4 separate regions of the Homo sapiens genome follow, and all the other regions are linked to region 2. Evidence: chromatin loops called from intact Hi-C (ENCODE). Cell type or tissue: heart left ventricle. All regions are shown on one strand. Each heading gives the region's core, and the rest is flanking DNA. Links, peaks and the distances in the headings are about the cores only.

Region 1 (5,314 bases), core at 71-5,070, 430 kb before region 2:
AGATTTAGTCATTTACCTGAAGCCATTGAGTTGTTAACTGGTTTGCCTGGGATTTGAACCTGGTCTGCTGGTTCCAACTCTCTTACCAGGCCCAGGACAAATGTCTGTTGAAGGATGTCAGGGCCCAGAGTGGATGCTTGGGAATAACAATAGCCACTTATTGAGCTCTGTGCTATGTTATATAAATAATTTACTTTTAATTTTTATTTACTTGTTTTATTTCACCACACCACAGATGTGGTCTATTTCTTTTATTTATTTTTGAAATTAAACATTTCGTCATACCACAGTACAGTTTATATAAATAATTTCATTTAATCCTCCTAACAACACTATAAGATGGGTACAATATTATCTGTCTTTTTCTTTTTCTTCAAGAGAAAAAGAAAAGTCTTGCTCTGTTGCTCAGGCTGGAGTGCAGTGGCATGATCATGGCTCACTGCAGCCTTGGCCTCCTGGCTCAAACAGTCTTCCTACTTCAGCCTCCCAAAATACTGGAATTACAGGTGTGAGCCACCACACCAAGTTTATTATCTCCTTTTTGAAATGAGCAAACAGACTCAGAGAAGTTAAGCAACTCACCATAGTAGCTATAAAGTGGAAAACCTTGGATTTGAACTCAGATTTAACTCCTAATACTTTTGTCTTAATCACTATTCTGTAATGCTTCCCCAGTGAACTGACAATTGAATGGGTTGGAGGAAGAATCGAGGTGCCTTCCTCAGTCTCCAGGGGGATTAGGAAGATCTCAGGGTTTTTTTTTTTTTCTTTCCCTGGAGAGGTTTGAGCATTAGACTTCTGGTTTTGGTTAACTCAGGAAGTCCTAGCCGTCTCTCCCGCAACATGCAGAGGCCCATTTTACATTCCAGGGCTCCTCAGCTGTCCTTAGGGGCAGTAATATGCTAGGGGTTCATAGTAGAGCAGGGTCATCATGGTAGCTACTGTCCTGGGACAGCCCTTATCAATTCAGGCAATTTTGGAGGTGGACTAAGACTTTTCTTTGGGTCCAAGGAATGAGCAGGCAGTTCTGATTCCTCAGGGATTATGGGGTCACTATCTACCCTAGCGACTTCCCCAGACTTGGCAGCAGATGGTCTGTAAGCCTTCACCTTGAGAATTCCCAAGAGACAGTCCCTCAAGGGACAGTCTTTGGCTCCTAGTCTTGTGCTGCATCCTTAAGGGGCTGGGAATAACCAGACCTAAGATTCAGGGGGTCACATTAATGAGCCTGGAATAGAGCCTAAGGGTAGTCAGGGGTGGGAGGAAATGTTACACTCTCTGTAGCAACATCTGTCCTATAATGCTATGGAATAATAGCAATGTCTTGTCCAGGAATCCTGAAATATTACTAGGGGAGATAATTCCATCTCAGACCTGAGCTATATGCTTTCTGCCATATAAGCATTATGGTTAACATTGAGCTTCCTGGAAGCTAGGGCACAAAGGGAACCACAATAGATATCAGCATTTAACTTCATGAAATTCTTGAAGTCCCATAAGATGTTAATAAGAGTGTCTGGAATAAGCAGTTCATTAGTCAAATAAACCTAGGAAATACTGCATATACTACACTCCATTCTGTTTGAGGAGTCCTAATGGCATTAAATAATGAAGGCTCTGACGCATCTTGCAGCAAAATTTATTTTTTACTCAGTTTCCCAAGTTTAATTGATCATGGAGCCCCTTTCCCATGGAAAATTTATTGACGTCTAGCAATAAATCAGCATTTTGAATAGTTCATTTTGGAAAATGCTTATTTATATGTTTTCCTTGTCAGACAAAAACATTTTCTTTCCTGATTTTAAATTCTAAGGAAGGGCTAAGTATACCTCGGTTTCCCTGCCAGTTTATTCCTGTTTGACTATTTGAACCTCCCTCTATCCCTGTAATTTTTTGTCCATACCCATGTCCTCAGGAGTTTCTATAGATTTAGGAAACCAGGGTAAGTTTCCTTGGTGGAAACCCAACTATGGTGATCTAACAAGTTTAGTGAGGTGAAGTCAAAATAAAGCTTTGGAGGTGAGGGTAATTGTGAAGCCCATTAGGGGTTGGCCCAGGAAATCTGGTGAGAAGGTATTACAATGTACAGCAGTCTCTTGAGAGTCTTACCCCAATATGAGGTGGTTTCTATACTTGGAGACAGCTGTGGTTTTAGCCTGTGGACTCTGGCGACCCCTTTCCACATTTCCCTGTTCACTGCTTTGGGGAAGATGGCCTTGAGGGGCAGAAAGGAGGATTATACCAAGATATGCAATAGTTGGAGACCTATTGGTCATTCTGGACGTGGCTTCAGCCTCTGCACTTTTAGGGATGAAAAACTGGGGGTCTTGGAACAGGCCAACAGAACAGCAGGTCTTTTCTTGTTTCCTCTGGGCACACAGAGTCCCCATCCCATAGCATCAATAACTGCCTGAAGCATGACTTGTCTCCCTGACTGGATTGGAGCTCCTCAAGGATGGGGGCAGCTTCTTATATTTCTCATGCCCCTTCCCCACCACACGAGGTGCTCATGCTGGGTGCTCATGAGCACATACCCAGCCAGCATGAGCACCTAGCGTGGTGGGGAAGGGACATCAGAAAGTGCCTGATCACTAACATTTATGCGTAGCTCAGGTTTTCTAAAAAGTTCCATAGACATAATCTCATTTGGGATTCACAGCAACACTGTGAAACATGTCAGAGATTATCACCCCATTTTATAGCCAAGGAAACAAAGTCTCAGAGAGGTGAAGTGATGCATCCAACTTCACACTGTTGGTAAGTAGCTGGTGGTCTATACGCTACATCACATCTGCTGCCTTTGGAAGGATTCACCCTGAGGTTCAATATAAGAGGATTCTTAGTCTAGGTAGGGGGCGGGGAGCTGTGTCTGGTCTTAGCATCCTGCGATTCTCTCCTCAGTGGAGACTGCCTCTTTTGACCAGCAGAGGGAAGCATGGAAACACAGAGCCTTCCAAAGCCTAGGACTGTTTAGGTTCACCCTCACAGTATGTGATTAGAGCCTCAGCAGAGTTCTAGGCAAAGAATACTGACTGCCATTTGCTGCACACCCACTCTGTGCCCAATTACTATAATACATATTATTTATAACTCCTAAAGCAGCTCTCCATGGCAGGGATGGCCATCTCTATTTTCCAGATGGGGAAACTGGCTCAGAGATTTAGTCATTTACGTGAAGCCATTGAGTTGGTAACTGGTTTGCCTGGGATTTGAACCAGGTCTGCTAGTTCCAACTCTCTTAGCAGGCCCAGGACAAACGTCTGTTGAAGGAAGTCAGGGAAGGGTCTTCTTCCCTCCCAGCCATCCTACTTCTCCAAGTTCATACCACACAGTGCTGAGTGCAGCTCCTTAGCTCAAGGAAGAGGTCATGCTGCAGTCCGCCTCCTACCTCCCAATTCTGTCACTGCTCAGCGTCTCATACCTTCCTTTCCTTTTTTTCTGCACCTCCCTCTACTTCTTTTCCATCCAAAGCTGGGACAGGCAGCAGGCGCATGGGGCCAGAGGCTGGAACACTGGACTGGGCTGAATCTGGATCTCTGGTCTCTGACCTTGTTGATTATCCTGGTCTTGCTGCTGTTCCCTCTGCTCCCCCAAACCCCTGCATCCAGGTACTCCTCCATGGCCACTGCCCTAATATAAGCCTCCATCATCTCTTGCCAGCCTTTCTCACTGATGTTCCACCCTCTGGTCCACCTGCATAAATTAATATCCCCATAATAATCATATTAATGAGGATCTAACTCCTCACATCGCTCCTCACATAGCAGCCAGAGTGGACATTACTGCCAATGCCTTAATTCCCTTAAAGCCTTCTGATGCTCCCCATGGCCTGTAGGGTAAAGCCCCAACCCTGCTCCATCCCTGCAAGGCCAGGGATGACCTGGGCTGGCCTGCCCCTCCAGCCTCCTCCCTCAGCCTGCCCCATCCTCATGCTCACTACCCCAGGTTTATCCAACAACTGGCCAGCTGTACTCCGCCTCAATGGCCTTGTCTACCTAAACTATGTTCCCTGCTAGGGAGTGCTCATTTATCTTTCCAGACTCATTTCTATGGCCCCTCTTCTAGAAAGGCTTTCATGACTTTCCTTTCCACCCTGGTTGGAACAAATTTCTTCTCCACTCCCCTCACCTTGGTCCCAGCAGCAAAAAATGCGTAACTGCCTTGATTTGTTCTGTGTCTTTCTTTTCCACTCATCTGTGAGCTACTGGAGGGCAGGGATCATGTTCGAGATAACTGTGTGTTCCCAGCCCTTGTGCTGGGCTGGCACACAGTAGTAGCTTAGTGGGTGAACTTGACCTCAGATGGCTTTACTGCTCAGGCCCATGGCTTTGGGTTCCTGCTGCTTCAATCTCCTCCTGGGTGATGGGAAAACATTGCAAAGATGCATGAAGAAAGAACTAGCCTCAGTGTCCCTGCTGGTCAGGGTTTTCCTTCCTCCAGAACCCAACACACAGTTAGGGCACACCTCCTCCCACCCTCCTCACCCTGCCATAGCCTGAGGGAGATCCTGTCTTTGAATTCTGCCTTGGTATAAGCTTTGAGGTCTATTCCCTCCTGCCTCCTTCCTCAACCACTTTCCTTTCCAAAAGTCTGCCCACAAGTCTTTATAAAATCTCTGTGTAGCTCCTGGCCTCTTGTATTACTCATCATCTTTTCTGTCATTTATCGGAAGAGAGGGAGAGGGACAAGATGAGGTTGGAGATAGAAGAAGGTGAGTAATACATTTATGTTCCAGGGCTTCCATCTTTTCAGTGAAGTGGAGAGCACTGATTAAGCAAAAGTAATTCCTCCTCTTCTGCACTTGCTGCTGGAAACAGTTGGGAACCTCAATATCTTCCTGAGGGAGGGTCCTAGAGGCAGCTGGCTAGAATAGTCAAGCCCCAGGCTTTTTCTGGGGGTCTTATTTTGGCAGAATCTAATTCACATTTTCTGCCCTTGTTGTGTCCTCTCCCACTGTCAGACACGTTTGTACTATGTATGGTTTGATTGTTTTATTATTAGGCACTAACCATGTTGTAGAGGAACCCATTTCGCAATCCATCTGTGCTGATTTTAACTGCCTGGCTTCGTTTGGGAGTTTTGATCACTGAAGAAACCATTACCCACTTCTGGGTGTGTCTGGCAGAGCTGTAGTCGGTCCCAATGCCAATTCCAGACACTCATTCCCAAGTCTGCAAATTGTTGTATCCTTTCTTGTAGTGACGCTCCCTCGAGCATCACAGATTTTACACATTTGTTAGATTTAAAGCAAGCATGTGCACCCTGTGGAAACAGAAACTCTGAAGAGTTCCAGTTGTCCTGTGTTACTCCATTG
Region 2 (5,314 bases), core at 240-5,239:
TGTTGGGGAGAGCGACAAGGCTATAGGTGCTGAGTAGTGAGTGGGAAGGATGGAGGTGGACACAGCAAATGCCACCACTCCTCTTAGATGCTTGACAGGGTCCCTCCCCACTTTCCCACATGCATGTTTCCAAATGGACTGCATGCTCTGCAAAGGCAAACACTGTTGGCTTCTTTATCTCCCCATTTCACACACACACACACACACACACACACACACACACACACACACACCCCAAAGAGAACCCTATGCTGGGGTAGAATTTGCAATAGATTTAAAGTCAAAAGGCCAGGGTTCAATGCCACTAGCTGGCTATGTGACCTTGGGCAAATCACTTTTCTCTCTCTGAGTCTGCATTTTTTTCCTCTAAAACTTGGGCTCAGTTGTAATCACCTGGTAGGATCATTGTGAGGCTCCAATCAGAAAGTGTCTTACACATCATACAGTAGCCCTCAGATTCAATGTAGAAAACAGCACCAGCAAATGTAAATTAGTACAACCATTGTGGAAGACAGTGTGGTGATTCCTCAAAGACCTAGAACCAGAAATAGCATTTGACCTAGCAATCCCATTGCTGGGTGTGTACCCAAAGGAATAAATCATTATATTATAAAGATACATGTGGCTGGGTGTGGTTGCTCATGCCTGTAATCCCAGCACTTTGGGAAGCTCAGGAGGGTGGATCATCTGAGGATAGGAGTTCGAGACCAGCCTGAACAACATGGTAAAACCCCGTCTCTACTAAAAATACAAAAAAACAAAAAAATTAGCCGGGTGTGGTGGCAGGCACCTGTAGTCCCAGCTACTCGGGAGGCTGAGGCACGAGAATTGCTTGAACCCGGGAGGAGGAGGTTGCAGTGAGCAGAGATTGCACCATTGCACTCCAGCCTGGGTGAGGGAGTAAGACTCCATCTCAAAAAAAATAAAAAAATAATGATACATGCAAGCATATGTTCATTGCAGCACTATTCACAGTAGCAAAGACATGGAATCAACCCAAATGCCCATAAATGATAGACTAGATAAGGAAAATATGGTACATATATACCATGGAATACTATGCAGACATAAAAAGGAATGAGATCATGTACTTTGCAGGGACATGGATGGAGCTGGAGGCCATTATCCTCAGCAAAGTAACACAGGAACAGAAAACCAAACACTGCATACTCTCACTTAAAAGTGGGATCTTTTAAGTGAACAAAAAAGAGGGGAACAACATACAGTGGGGCCTGTTGGGGCAGGGGTGGGGAGAGCATCAGGATAAATAGCTAATGCATGCTGGGCTTAATATCTAGGTGATGGGTTGACAGTTGCAGCAAACCACCATGTTTTTACCTATGTAACAAACCTGTACATCCTGCACATGTAGCCTGGAACTTAAAATAAAATTAAATTAAAATTAAAAAGAAAACAGCACCACCACCATCAAGGAAAGCCTGTTCCCAACCTCCAATTCCAGCTCACTAGCTCAGCCTGTCTCATTCCCCTTTTTCTCTCTCCCCTCTCCTCCCTGCCCCTTTCCTCACTTTGCCCCCACCTGTCCTCACCATCCCACCCCATACCTCCAAGCTCACAGCTAGAACTGACCAAAGGCCCAGTTATTTATTTACAAAGTCCATGTCCAGAACTGTACCAGCCTCAGCGGTGTGGAATAAACTGGTGTGGCCAGGTCCATTGTGCTGATGCCTCAAGAGATCCAGGCTGGTACAGATGGGTCTGGCACATTCTGTACCTGCCAGCCAAGCAGAGCATCCAGCTTACTTCTCACTCGACTCCTTACATAACGCTCGTCGGGTACTCTCCATTCCTTGGGCTTAAATTCCATAGTGTAATATTAGTAAACCAGGCTAAATGATCCTAAGGATCTTGCTAGCTCTGACGCACCGTGATCTTGCATCCAATTCAGTTCACTCTGTAATAAATAATCATAATAACAATAGTAATTTTCCAAATAGCTAACAGTTATTGTGTACTGTATGCTAAGCACTATTCTATGTATTTCATGTGAATGTTTAACATTCATAACACCACTTATCATGTAGACATCATTTACTGCCCTAATTTACAGTGAACTGGAGCTCCGAGAGTCACGTTGATTTAACCACAGTCCCAGGCTACCAAGTGTCCAAGCTGTGCTGCTTCCAAGCTGCCTGACCCAGACCTGAGCTCTTAACCTCTCAATGGGCATCCAGGTCGAAAGCAGAATCTCTGGCTCAAGTGCCGACTGCCCAGCTGTTTCAGAACTCCACCATGCACCCAACTGCTCCTCCAGGACTTCCCTACGGATGTGTTGCAGGCTCTGAAACGTCACACATCCACGCCGCATCCTCATCCCACACATGCTCCTGCTTGTCCCTGGCATCTGCCATTCTCAGTGCCATTCACTAGCCTATATGATGCCTTCGAATCAGAGGAAGTTACCTCTCCCTCCAGGGATACGGGCCCACACCTGGTCTCAGGGACCCTTTAGTGGAGGCACAGTCTATATAGCCCAGAGCAGTGCCCCTGATGCCATCGTCTTCCAATTTGCTCAGAGCAGACACTGGGATTCATCCTTAATATCTCTCTCTTCTCTCTCTCTCTCTCTCTCTCTCTCTCGCGGAGGCCCCACTGCCCTTGCATTCCACAGGAAGTCCCAGTTGCTGGCATGACCTGAGAGGTTCCTGGGACCACGCCATGGAAATGCGTCCGGTCCCAGTGTGACGGGGAAGAGCCGCGCCTGAAGCTCAACTTCCGAGGCTCTCATCAATCTACGCTTCCTTTGGAGCGTGCAGCCACCAGGTGGCAGCCGAGGCCACGGGCAGACAGAAAAGCTCCCGAAACTGAAGGACTGCCAGGCAGCAGAGTTCCGGAGGGCTCCCAGGACCTTCAACCAGAAAGAGACAGAGCATATGCGCATATGTATGTCTGAGCCCGTGCACGGAGGAGGAGTATGAACAGACACCGCGGGACAGATGGCTGGAGTTTAGTCCCTTCCTTCGGGGCTCTTCACCACTCCTTGGGCTTCCCTTCTCCTGTCCAGCCCTGTCCTGGGTGCACAGAGAGGGAAGTCACTCCATTCCTGCCCTTGAGGAGCTCCCAGACCCAGGGCAGGAGCAGGATGCAGACAAGTAGACAGCACCCTGGGGTGGGTGGAGTGAGTGGGGCAGGTGGGGCGGGTGCAAAGAGAGGGAGGAGCAGGGGCTGAAGTTGCCCGGAGGAAGTGCTGAACCCAGGAGTGGGGAAAGGAGCATCTGGGAAGAAATGGCATCTACGCTGATCATGGAGGGCTTTCTGGCAAGTCTCAGGAGCAATAATAACACGGATGTCATCTCTGTTTCCTCCCAGCAGCCCTGCAAGGAATGTACTATAGAGCCAATTTTACCGGCAAAGGAATGGAAGATCTGAAAGGCTAGGCGATCCCACAAGCATCGAGGAGCAGGCTGGAATTTGAACCAATCGGCATGATTCCCAAGCTCAAGCTTTTGGCCACCCCTGCACTGCCAGGGACAAAAAAAAAAAAAAAAAAAAACCCTGGGAGGAGAGCCAAGCTAGGGAGTCAAGACCCTCCAGCCAGGTCTGGATGGGAGGCAGGTGCCTCCACCCTGGTCCCAGAGCAAGTTCTGCTGGCTTCAGCCACCTGACTTCCCTGTGAAGGTGGGTAGAGGCCAGAGCAGACTGTGTGTGATTCTGGCCCCAGCCCCAGCACCTCTACCCCCACCTTTACTACCCCTAGGCTGCGGGAAGAGGCTTTGCCCAGCAATAGTCCTGATCTAATGGATCCTTGAAGCACAATAAACAGATAGTATTTCTGCATGTGTCACTCTGAGTATGACGGCAGTAATCTTGAAACTCCCCTTGACCACCTGGCACTCTGGAGACGGAACTCCACAGCCTGTTTTCAAAGCCAACTCCTGGCTGGAAGTTCCTCTTCAAGTCTAAATGAAGTAAGCAGTGCTGCAGTCTTCCCTCAACTGTGCAGTTGCTGGGTGGAGGCTTTTCTTTTCTGCCTGAGTTTGGGTATAACCTATAATGTAACCCTATGAAACTTACATGTTTTAGGTGGGAGAGGGGAAAACAAGGTGCAAGCCCTGTTCCAGGAAGAGCAAAAATGTCCTCAACAGTAAGAGGACATTCTGGGCTGAGAGCCAGGGCTTGAGGCAGCCTGCAATCCTGGCAGATAGCTGGTGGAAGGGACCACAGAGAGATGATACCACACACAGAAGTGAGACCAATGAGATCGTGGGAACTGCCCGGCCAAGGGTTGACATCAAGGAAGCTTAGGAGGCAGGGGACAGCTGGGAAGGGGACAACCAAGAGAACCAGCTGGAAACTGAAAAGGGATGCAAGAGAGAAAGAGGAGGTGGGCACTGAGCTCAGGTGGAGGAGGAGAAAGGCAAACAGGAGAGAGAGAGGCAGAGGATGAGACAAAAACAGAGGTGGAGAGACTGAGAAACAGGGAGACAGAGATGGATGGAGGCTGGGAGAGACAAAGAGGAGACAGGCCTGGGCAGGAGAGGTCCTACGTGGGGAGAAAAGGTTGGGAAGAGAGCAGGAAAGAGAGAAGGAGCACAGGTGTCTGGAGGTTCCCACCAGGCCCAGCCCACCCCTCCTGCAGGCTGGGTCTCTCCCTTGTCTGCCAATCACGAAGCTCAGGATCCCCTCCCTCAGGGCTGGGGGTGGAGAGCTCGCCTCCAGCCCCGCCCTAGTCCAGAGGCTCCCCCTCCCCAGGCCCTGGGAGGCTGCCCCTGGGACTGGCTGTGCAGCGATAGATGGTGGGGGCCCAGCTGGTGCGTTATCAGCCTTCTCCAGGAGCGCGCCTGAGCCACTCCGTGGCTGCCAGTCTGAGATTAGGCCCCCGGAGGGTCATTAAGCGCCACCCTGGCCCGGGCCCAGCCTCCTTTCCCTCCCCGATCTGGCCAGGCTGGCAGGTGGGAATGAGCGATAAGGATTGGGGGTCTCAGCAGTTCTGGGGCCAGCAGCTCCCTGCTCCCAGCACTCCCCTCTGGATCAGGGCAGGAACATGGGGTGAGGGTGAAGGGCTGTAAGGTCAGTGCCGGCCCAGCCCCTGCAGGAGCCCCTAGGGTTCCCACTCTCCTAGATCTGCCCATATTGAGCAAGACAGAATGAGAAGGGGGCCAAGGAGGCTCTTGGAGAGGCCTCAGACAGCTGCTGGGGAGCAAGGTGAGCCCAGGCAGAAGCAGGCTTCTCCTGGCAAAACCTCACAGGTGTGAGGGGCTGGGATTCACTTGCTGCAGGGAGACAGGGATGGTGGCTCTGCCTTCTGGCCCTGGCAGGCTGGTGGAGTGACCTGACTCGAACCCACTCCCAC
Region 3 (5,314 bases), core at 189-5,188, 150 kb after region 2:
ACAGGCCAGTTTAAATAGACTGAAGAGATACCATGCTAGTCTTTGATCTCTGTTTATATATATTTATGTGTCATTTCTTTTTTTTTCTCTTTTTTTTTTTTTTTTTTGAGATGGAGTCTTGCTCTGTCACCCAGGCTGGAATGCAATGGCGCCACCTCGGCTCACTGCAACGTTCGCCTCCCGGGTTCAAGCAATTCTCCTGCCTCAGCCTCCTGAGTAACTGGAATTACAGGCACCCACCACCATGCCCAGTTAATTTTTGTATTTTCAGTAGAGACGGGGTTTCACCATGTTGGTCAGGCTGGTCTCAAACTCCTGACCTCAGGTGACCCACCCACCTCGGCCTCCCGAAGTGCTGGGATTACAGGCGTGAGCCACACCGCACCTGGCCATTCATGTGTCATTTCAAGACACTGTGGAATTGCTATTACTTTTGGCCCTTACAGAGAAAAGCTACTGGTTTTATTTTTTAAATTTCCAAGTTCTTTAGTTTGCTTCACAGATAACCATTTCCAGTTTGTCATTTTTTTAAAAGTATGAATTTGTTGCATAAACAATGTTATAACAAGAAAAAAATTGTAAAAGGAAAAATTCATCCAGAATTCTATATTCTAACTGCTGTAGACTGAATATTTGTGTTCCCCACAAAATTCATATGTTGAAGTCCTAACCTCTAATATGATAGTAAGTAGCTGGAGCCTTTGGGAGGTGATTAGGTCATGATGGCAGAGCCTTCATGAATGGGATTAGTACCTTATAAAAGAAACCTCCAGAGAGCTCCCTTGCTCCTTTCTGCCCTGTGAAGTCACACGGAGAAAATGGCTGTTTATGAACCAAGATAGCAGGCCCTCACTAGATACCAAATCTGCCAGCTCCTTGATCTCTAACTTCCTATCTTTGAGAGCTGTGAAAAATAAATTTCTGCTGTTTATAAGCTACCTGTTTATGGTATTCTGTTATAGCAACCCAAAGACATCAATTGTTTTTCCTTATTCCTTTTCAGTCCCTGTCCACATGACATGGTCTTTATGATTAGACTAAGTAAATGTTCAGTGCTATAAACCCTGATGGTGCCTGCTAACAGACTGGCTATGGGGATTAAAGAGCTATTGTTATCACCAGGAACAGGGAAGTTGGAATCTGTTATTTCTCCTCTTCCTGGTTCTGTTACTTATTACTGTACTAAGTTTCTCCAAACACCCAACTTTCCCTTTCTCAATTTACACTTCTAAGCTAAATTGTACTACTGATTTTTAAAAACAACTACAGCTTTGCTTTTAAGACACATATTTTTATTTTATTTATGTCTTTTTTTTTAAAAAAAAAGATGGGGTCTCTCTCTGTCACCCAGGTGGGAGTGCAGTGGCACGATCTCAGCTCACTGCAGCTTCAACTTCCTGGGCTCAAGTGATCCTCCCACTTCAGCCCCCTCTCCGTCCCAAGTAGCTGGGACTACAGGCGTGCACCACCACACCAGGCTAATTTTTGTATTTTTTTGTAGAGATGGGGTTTCACCATGTTGCCCAAGGTGGTCTCAAACTCCTGAGCTCAGGAGATCTACCTGCCTTGGCCTCCCAAGGAGTGCTGGGATTACAGGCGTGAGCCACTGCACCCGGCCTTAAGAAACATATTTTTAAAGAAGATTGCTAATCTGTCAATTTATGCCAAATTCCTTTTAGACACTTAAAAATCTTAGAAGAGGCAACAATTACAATTTATGTCTCAAGTCATGTTGACTTATTTTACTTATTTTTTAAAGTTTGGATTATTTGGAATGAATACAATGATCAAATATCACATACTGGTAAATTCTCTAAAAGTATTTGCTAAACTGAGCTAATGTACCATCATCCTGATTTTGCAGACAAAGAAATTGCAGGTATAACCAACCTACCTAAGCTTGTAAAGTTAGCAAAGATGCTGTAAATTCAGCTAAAGACAGTCAGTCTCCCTTCACTGGTCTGCCTGCAGTTCTGCAGTATGAAGCTAAGCTCAGCTGACAAAGTCACTCCCAGGAGAGCAGTCATATTGTCTGCTGCCAGATTTGTCACATCACATTTTTTTTTTTTTGAGATGGGCTGGGCGTGGTGGCTCAGAGATGGAGTCTCACTTTGTCACCCAGGCTAGAGTGCAGTGGCATGATCTCATCTCACTGCAACCTCCACCTCCCGGGTTCAAGCGATTCTCCTGCCTCAGCCTCCCAAGTGGCTGAGATTACAGGTGTGTACCACCACTGCCAGTTAATGTTTGTATTTTTAGTAGAGATGGGGTTTCACCATGTTGGCCAGGCTGGTCTCGAACTCCTGACCTCAGGTGATCCACCCACCTCGGCCTCCCAAAGTGATGTGATGTGGGCCAGACGTGGTGGCTCACACCTGTAATCCCAGCACTGGGAGGCCGAGGTGGGCGGATCACCTGAAGTCAGGAGTTTGGGACCAGCCTGGCCAACATGGTAAAACCCCATCTCTACTAAAACACAAAAAATTAGCTGGGTGTGGTGGTGTGACCTGTAGCCCCAGCTACTGGGGAGGCTGAGGCAGGAGAATTGTTTGAACCCGGGAGACGGAGGTTACAGTGAGCCGAGATTGTGCCATTGTATTCCAGCCTAGGTGACAGAGCGAGACTGTGTCTCCAAAAAAAAAAAAAAAATACTATGTTTCCCTGAACTAATGTTCAGAATCTTTGAGAACAGGTCCTTTGATAAAGCCTCACAACAATAACCAAGCAAATCTGAGTAGCAGGGACCTTCATTTTAGAAACTCTATTAAGTATCAGGTTATGCAATGTACTAAGCATCACTCCAGGAAATAGATTACAATATAATAGACAGCTATGAAGGCCTGAAGACAAAGCATGCACCTGCTTGCTTAAGAGAGTGAATCATGTAACAATAACACACGGTCATGCTCTTAGTTCAATGCTGTACAAAGAGTAATCAGACAGAGTCCCTTCCTTCATAGAGCTCTAAATCTAGTGTGGAGATACCCATAACAACATAGGCCTACAACAGAAATAACAAGGGACGTGATGGGGGAGGGTAGAAGCACAAAAGAGGTACACCTAACCCAGTCTTGGGAGGTTGTTTTTTTTTTTTTTTTTTTTGAGACGGAGTTTCGCTCTTGTTGCCCAGGCTGGAGTGCAACGGCGTGTGCCTGTAATCTCAGCTACTTAGGAAGCTGAGGCAGGAGAATTGCTTGAACCCAGGGGGCGGAGGTTGCAGTGAGCCGAGATCGTGCCACTATACTCCAGTCTGGGCGACAGAGCCAGATTCTGTCTCAATCAATCAATTTTTCAAAAGAGATGGGGTCTCACCATCTTGCCCAGGCTTGTCTTGAACACCTGAGCTCAAGTGATCCTCCTGCCTTGGCCTCCTAAAGTACTGGGATTACAGACATGAGCCACCATGCCCAACTTTTTTTCTTTTCTTTTTTTTTTTGAGACAAGGTCTCACTCTGTCATCCACGCTGGAGTGGCATGATCACTGCTCACTGCAGCCTCAACCTCCCGGGCTCAAGCAATCCTCCTGCCTCAGCTTCCTGAGTAGCTGGGATCACATCTGTCTAATTTTTCTAATTTTTTCTAAAGACAGGGTCTCACTAGATTGCCCAGGCTCAAGCTGAATTCTGAAACATGAATATAACATAGGCAGCAAAGGGGAGTAGTCAAGTCTGGGAAAATGAAAGTATGGGAACAGATATCTATCTCTAAGAGGCAATTATGATAAATAGGATTGATGAATGGTGACAAAGCTTATTTCCTAATCCCCTACAAAGGGTGCTAGGAACATAGATATACCCTGGGAATAGTATGCAGGTACTGAATGTATGTGAAAAGACCTAATGTACTCAATGATAAACATCTATGGGTAAGGGTGGGTTTTAAGGATAGCTCTTGCTATACATCTTTCTGAGATCAGTCTTCTGGTCTGTAACATAACATATTTTGACGGGATTTTTGTGAGTATGGAACTTTTCATGGAGTCAGTGTTGTATAGAAATGCACATTTTAAAGTCATACATGCTGAATTTGAATTTGACTTTGTCATCTATTGCCTTGTGGGGTTTTTTTGTTGTTGATTTTTTTTTTTTGAGACGGAGTTCCACTCTTGTTGCCCACGCTGAAGTGTCATGGCGCGATCTTGGCTCACCGCAACCTCCATCTCCCAGGTTCAGGCGATTCTCCTGCCTTAGCCTCCCGAGTCGCTGGGATTACAGGCGCCCGCCACCACACCCGGCTAATTTTGTATTTTTAGTAGAGACAGGGTTTCTCCAAGTTGGTCAGGCTGGTCTCAAACTCCCGACCTCAGGTGATCCACCTGCCTCAGCCTCCCAAAGTGCTGGGATTACAGGCGTGTGGTGAGCCACCGCGCCTGGCATTGCCTTGTGGTCCTGGCTCTATGTAAAACGATAGTACTAACTTCACAGCATTATGAGAATTTCATAGGCAAGGCAAGGCTGATATTTAACTAATACCCAACTGGAAAGGCTGTATTGGTGATTAAAATATTGAAACACGCGGGGCGCGGCGGCTCACGTCTGAAATCCTAGCACTTTAGGAGGCTGAGCTGGGTGGATCACTTGAGCCCAGGAGTTTGAGACCAGCCTGGGTAACATGGCAAAATCCTGTCTCTACAAAGAATAGAAAAATAAGCGAGGCATGGTGGTGCATACCTGTAGTCCCAGCTACTCAGGAGGTCGAGGCTAAAGTGAGCTGTGATGCGCCACTACACTCTAGCCTGGGCAGCAGAGTTAGACCTCGTTTCAAAAATAAAGAAACAACAAAAATATTGAAACATTTACATATGAGTTGGCATATGGCTACTTCCCTAAGCACTTCCAGTGTCCTCCAACTCTCCCCTGGGACACACTGGACCTCCCCACAATCTAGCAATTAGAAGATATCTGAGGCCAGGTGCGATGGCTCACACCTGTAATCCCAGCACTTTGTGAGGCCGAGGAGGGCAGATCACCTGAGGTCAGGAGTTCAAGACCAGCCTGACCAACATGGCAAAACCCTGTCTCTACTAAAAATGCAAAGTCAGCCGGGCGTGGTGGCGCATGCCTGTAATCCCAGCTACTCAGGAGGCTGAGGCAGGAGAATTGCTTGAACCCAGGAGGTGGAGGTTGCAGTGAGCCGAGATTGCACATTATACTCTAGCCTGGGCAACAAGAGTGAAAGTATGTCTCAAACAAACAAACAAACAAAAAGACAGCACAGAAATCTTTACAGGTATTCTGATAGATTTATTTTAAAAGTTGGAATATTATCCAAAAAATGCCTGGCACATAGTAGACATTTTTTTTTTTTTTTTTGA
Region 4 (5,314 bases), core at 111-5,110, 250 kb after region 2:
AGTTTTGCTGAGACTACATCACTTGCTCCGTGAATGTGGCTCTGACTTCTCCATAGCAGGTTTTCTGGGTTTGTCATTCCTCGGGCCATGTGATGACTAAAGTCACCATTTTTAATTTTATTGATTGATTGATTAACACAGGGTCTCACTCTGTCACCCAGGGTGGAGTGCAGTGGTGCAGTCATACCACACTGCAGCCTTGACCTCCTGGGTTCAATCGATCCTCCCGCCTCAGCCTCTCGAGTAGCTGAGACTACAGGCTTGCACCACCATGCCTGGCTAACACCATTTTTTCCTTTTGAATGAACTGCAGGCATTCCTTCATGTAGCAGGCCATGATACCAATGGGCCCAAATACAGCATATATGTATAAAATCTACATTGTTTTTTTGCCTCATCTCAAGATTAAAGTAGCATTACCTGATAATAAATGGAAATAAAGACTTCAAGTATTAGGTATCTCTTACAAGGAAGTCATCTAAGTGATCCAGAATATGCTTATATGAATGTGCTTATTATAGCGAAAAAAACCAACATTCAAAAAGTTTTATAAATTCCCACATGAATAAGAATATATTCTTGGGCCAGGTGCGGTGGCTCACACCTGTAATCCCAGCACTTTGGCCGAGGCGGGCGGATCACCTGAGGTCAGGAGTTCAAGACCAGCCTAACCAACATGGAGAAACCCCATCTCAACTAAAAATACGAATTAGCCGGGCATAGTGGTGCATGCCTGTAATCCCAGCTACTCGGGAGCTTGAGGCAGGAGAATCGCTTGAACCCAGGAGGCGGAGGTTGCGGTGAGCCAAGATTGCACCATTGCACTCCAGTCTGGGCAGCAAGAATAAAATTCTGTCTCAAAAAAAAAAAAAAAGTATATATTCTTGGACCATACTTCAAACTAAGCAATTAAACATTTTAAAACATTTATCTAAATAAATAACTCTTTGGTTAGAAGAAAGTTGTCATTACAGACTATTTATAAATTAATAAAGGTAAGAACAGTACATATTAAAATCTAAAGAATGTAGTCAAACTTGTGCTCAGAGGAAATTTCATAGCCCTAAATATGTCACGGACACAGAGTTAGAGGGGCCCTGGGGTGGGGTAGGGAGACCAGTTACAAGGCTACTGCAGCATCCAGGCAGGAAAGGGTGGTGGTTTGGTAGAGGTGGAGGTGCAAGTGGAAAAAAGTAGATATGCAAAGCTATATAGAAAGAATCAGCCATTGGCTAACATCATCCTAATCTACCATCCTAATCTACCAAGGCCAAACGCTTTCCCATTTAATCATAGCCTCAGGCCAACCCTGAAAGCTTGGAGTGGTCATTTTGCTGGTAGTCACCGCTGATCTGGCTTGCCTAATTTAAAGAGTAACTAATTTCAATATACCTATTAGCCCAGAAGGAACAGACAACATTGTCAGAGATGGTTCCTCCACTGCTCCCACCAGAGGGCACCTAGGTTAGCTGTTTTTTTCCTGTGAATTCTGTCAAACCATTGAGGAACCTATTTCTCTAGTTACATAAATTGCTCCAGAACACAGAAAAAATGGAAGTCATCCCAATTCTACGGACTATGTTATCTAATTATGTTATCAAAACCTGATAAAGGAATACACAAAATATAGCCTAATCTCACATATGAAAGATGATGCAAAACTTGTCAGCAATATATCAGCAAATTAAACTTAGTAATGTATTACAAAAAAAATATGCAATCGTGCAGTTTATTCCTGGAATGCAAAGATGGCATTCTTAGAATTATTTGCTCCCCATTGTAGGAACTGTGCATCATCACCTTTATAGATGATGAAAATCAGGCTCAGAAAGGTTAAGTGACTTACCCAGGTCAAGCTGCAAAGTGACTGACCCAGGACTTGCTTCCAGGTCTGCCTGGCTTCAAAGTCATTCTCCTTTCTCTCAGGAAGAAACAAGTGGAGGTGGAAACTTGGATGAAAAGCCCCAGGCACCAATAAAATTATTCAGTTCACCCTAATATCCTCCTCCCCTACACCCGCACCCACTGTCCCGATCTTGAAAAGAGCCTTTCCAGCCGTGATGACAGGTCTTTGGTTTCCTCTTTTTTTGTCTGTCTTCCACTCCCCACACCCTTTTCACACCCGAATACTCCTCTCTCCCCTTTCCCTCTTTCTAATCTCCTTTCTCCCATCAATTTTTGGAGATAAAAGCGCCACCTATTGGCCACCTCGTGTGCACCTGATTTGAGCAGGAAATCACTGGAATGAAGTCAGGATCCATTTGGATGCTATTTTGGGCTGGCAGGAGCCCCTGGTGGCTGAAAGGCACTTGCTCCAGCAGGGAAACCAATTGTTTGGTGCAGAAGAGGAAAACTAGCTGCAGTTCCCACCTCCTCTAGAAAACCCTCCCAGATCTTTCACCCTCCCCACTTCCTCTTGACAGGCTTTGGTAGTTGCTCCACTGCAAATGGAATTGGAATGGGTGTGAGGTTGGTGGCCCTAGGTGCAGACAATTTATCTACTCTGTAAGAGGGAGACAGAGGAAAGGGGGCTGGGCTGGAGGCAGAAAACCTGGGGTCTAGTCTCAGGTCAAACACTTAGGCAAGTCCTTTACTTTCTCTGCACTTCATAGCAATTACTGCCTCTCCCCAAGTCCCTTGATTGTGCCAGGTCCTGTGCTCTTTCCCAGCTGAGGACTCAGAGATGTATCAGACACTGTCCCCGCTCAGAGAGCTCAAATATTGGCAGATGACAATATAGTATGTAGAATGCTTTATGAGATGAGGGGTTGCTAGGTCTCCTTGGTCACTCACCAATTCCAGCCTCTATCCTGACTCAGCCTCAGTCTACCTCGAAATAGAGAATGTGCCCGATCCTCTCTGTCTGGGTAGGGATGGCCTTTGTGACTGCTAAAGCATTGTGATGATGGGTGAGGATTTTCTACCCTGCCTGACTGGGGCTTCCCAGACAGCGCCTGTGTCTTCTCTGTTCCACTATGTCCCTCACTGGGCAGCCTGGCCAGAGCTGGGCATACTGCAGCTTTGGTTTGAACTGCCCTTATCTGGAGGCTGGACTTGGGGTTTAGGGAGTTGATGAGACTTAGAGACAAGAGGCCTGGACCCTGCTTGAGGGAGACACAGGTCCCACCCTGGGCATCAGTCTGTCTCCCTTGAGTTATGAAGGGGCTGGGGTTTTGTGAGCTTCACAAAGGAATGCTTCCTGAAGGTGGTGGGTTGGAGTTCTGAAAGGAGGGAGGGGAGGGCCTGCTGCTCCTGTTCCTGTGAAATCCCTTCTTCCTCTATCCATCCTAACCCCTGTCCAGCTGGCAGACTTTCAAAGTAATTTAGATGGGACGAACAGAGGGAGGGAGCCAAAGACAGAGGGATGGGAACAGAACAGGAAGGAGGAAAGGCAGAAAATCTGGGGTCCTAGCTAGCAGACTCAACTGCTTCCCTGTCTGATGGGCAGGCAGATGATACTCACAGGCACCTCACATGTCTGGCTTCACGTCCCTTGCTTTCAACATTCATAGCCACCAACCATATTTTCAAGTTGGAGCCCATAAAAAGTGTTCAGCTCATAGTAATGGTTTTTATTCTTATGTTCTGCACACTCAGTCTTAGTTATTGAAATAATCCAACTGTTTCTTTTAAAGTTTTTAATTGTTGAATAAGTAATACATTCACTTCACTTTACAAATATAAAAAAGTCATCCATGAAGTCTCCCATTTGTTTCCAATTTGCCCTAGTGTATAATCAGTTACTAGATTTTTATTCATCCTTCTAGATATTTTTGTTTCATACGTAAACCAATACAAGTATACATTATTTTCTCCTTGAAAAACACAATTGGATGCATGTTTACACTGTTCTATATATCTTGAAATTTTTTTTTCACTCAACAATGTATCTTGGCTGGGTGCAGTGGCTCATGCATGCAATCCCAGCACTTTGGGAGGCCAAGGTGGGTGGATCACTTGAGGTCAGGAGTTCGAAACCAGACTGGCCAACATGGTGAAACCCTGTCTCTGCAAAAAATACAAAATTAGCCAGGTGTGGTGGCACTTGCCTGTAATCCCATTACTCGGGAGGCTGAGGCAGAAGAATCGCTTGAACCCGGGAGGTGGAGGTTGTAGTGAGCCAAGATCACATCACTGCACTCCATCCTGGGAGACAGAGCGAGACTCCGTCTCAAAAACAAAAACAAACAACAAACAAACAACGTATCTTGGTGCTTTCTCCAGCTGAGTACATAAAGAACTTCTATATTCTACTTTTACAGTATACTGGTCCCTTTTTCAGATGTTTCATTATTTGCTTAACCTGTCCTTGATAGACATTTATGTTGTTTCCAACCTTTTGACATTCCGAACAGCACCACAATGTGACTTTGTACATATGTCATACCATATGTGTGCAGGTATACCAGCAGGAGAAATCCCTGGAAGTGGATTTCCATGCAGCCTTTGTCAAGGCACTACGTCCCCTGTGTGGTCACACTGGCTCCTTTCAACAGCAGTCCTCTTTTATTTCTCAAAGGGACCCTTGATGACCACAGTCAGATTTTCACCTTCTCAAACCCGACTGCCTTCTTCTCCAGGGCCTTTCCATCAGTCTGCCACCAGTCCCTTCACAAGGTATCCTGGCCTCTGGATTTGGGAAGCATGGGTACTTGCCATGCCCACCCTGGGGTGTGCTGTGCCGTGGCTGTCAATCCATTCAGGGTGGTGGCTCCTTTTCCTTTTTAGCCCCCAAATCCTGGGCATCCATGGCAGGTATAGGGAACCAGCTTTTTGGACCTCCACCATTCAGGCCTCCAGGCTTCCTGCCAAATGGTGCTGTCTCCCCATCTGGGTCCCCAGTTGTGACTCCTTTCTTCTGACCATAGGATAATGCTGTAAGATCTGCTCCACTACTGTTTCAGATTTCCCATTTCATTGCCTCTAGTCCCCCAGATATGAGTGGCCCCAACTTTGAAGGAAGGTGTGGATGAGGAAAGATCACACAGAGCCCCTGTGAGAGGTGTTCATGTAACTAATGGGGAGTCAAATTTCAAGGCTGGAAATGAGGCCCTTGGCAGACTGGGAACCTCTGGGTTGCCCAGGCCTGTGATGTCAGCTCATGTAGCAGTTGTCACCATTTTGGGCTGACCTAGGCAGAGGATGAGGAGTAGCCTGTTCCAGCAGACCTTGAGGGGGCTGGGCAGGGCAAGGCCAGGCAGTAACATGATGATTATTGTTGTGATAGGTATGGCACAGTAGTTAAGAGCCCTGATTCTAGACCCAGATTGTCTGTGATGGAGATACACTTCTCATATGTTGGATGAGGAAACTG

Evidence for each region. Hi-C counts contacts between places; a loop is a spot of excess contacts. Peaks named below come from ENCODE experiments on the same cell type or tissue, not always from the same donor. Only the 100,000 strongest peaks of a DNase experiment are listed, where the experiment ranks them.
Region 1: it touches region 2 in a loop (5-fold over the local background); 27 of 110 quality-filtered maps call a loop at or near these places.
Region 3: it touches region 2 in a loop (2.6-fold over the local background); 24 of 110 quality-filtered maps call a loop at or near these places.
Region 4: it touches region 2 in a loop (8-fold over the local background); 78 of 110 quality-filtered maps call a loop at or near these places.

Annotation. Positions count from the first base shown.
Region 1 is chr1:46,744,961-46,750,274 of GRCh38, forward strand. No RefSeq gene overlaps it. Among named protein-coding and RNA genes, the nearest start is that of EFCAB14, 29 kb to the left of the region's middle. RefSeq lists a silencer at 1-203. In heart left ventricle, for the core only: a CTCF peak has its summit at 2,922 (motif pointing right); no DNase peak of the experiment used is centred there; H3K27ac peaks cover 180 bases.
Region 2 is chr1:47,176,535-47,181,848 of GRCh38, forward strand. CYP4A22-AS1 (CYP4A22 antisense RNA 1) reads right to left here and starts at 3,089. Exons shown (of 6, transcript NR_199717.1): 1 at 2,656-3,089; 2 at 1,591-1,915; 3 at 394-535. LINC00853 (long intergenic non-protein coding RNA 853) reads left to right here and starts at 2,716. Exons shown (of 2, transcript NR_047498.1): 1 at 2,716-2,904; 2 at 3,334-3,805. RefSeq lists enhancers at 2,587-3,088, 4,714-4,858 and a cis regulatory region at 4,777-4,794. In heart left ventricle, for the core only: a CTCF peak has its summit at 2,787 (motif pointing right); a DNase peak (open chromatin) is centred at 2,767; H3K4me3 peaks cover 959 bases; H3K27me3 peaks cover 761 bases.
Region 3 is chr1:47,322,876-47,328,189 of GRCh38, forward strand. No RefSeq gene overlaps it. Among named protein-coding and RNA genes, the nearest start is that of CMPK1, 8.3 kb to the right of the region's middle. In heart left ventricle, for the core only: no CTCF peak of the experiment used is centred there; no DNase peak of the experiment used is centred there.
Region 4 is chr1:47,422,356-47,427,669 of GRCh38, forward strand. All of the region lies in intron 1 of LINC01389 (long intergenic non-protein coding RNA 1389), which reads right to left. Among named protein-coding and RNA genes, the nearest start is that of FOXE3, 8.7 kb to the left of the region's middle. In heart left ventricle, for the core only: a CTCF peak has its summit at 2,218 (motif pointing left); no DNase peak of the experiment used is centred there; H3K27me3 peaks cover 1,411 bases.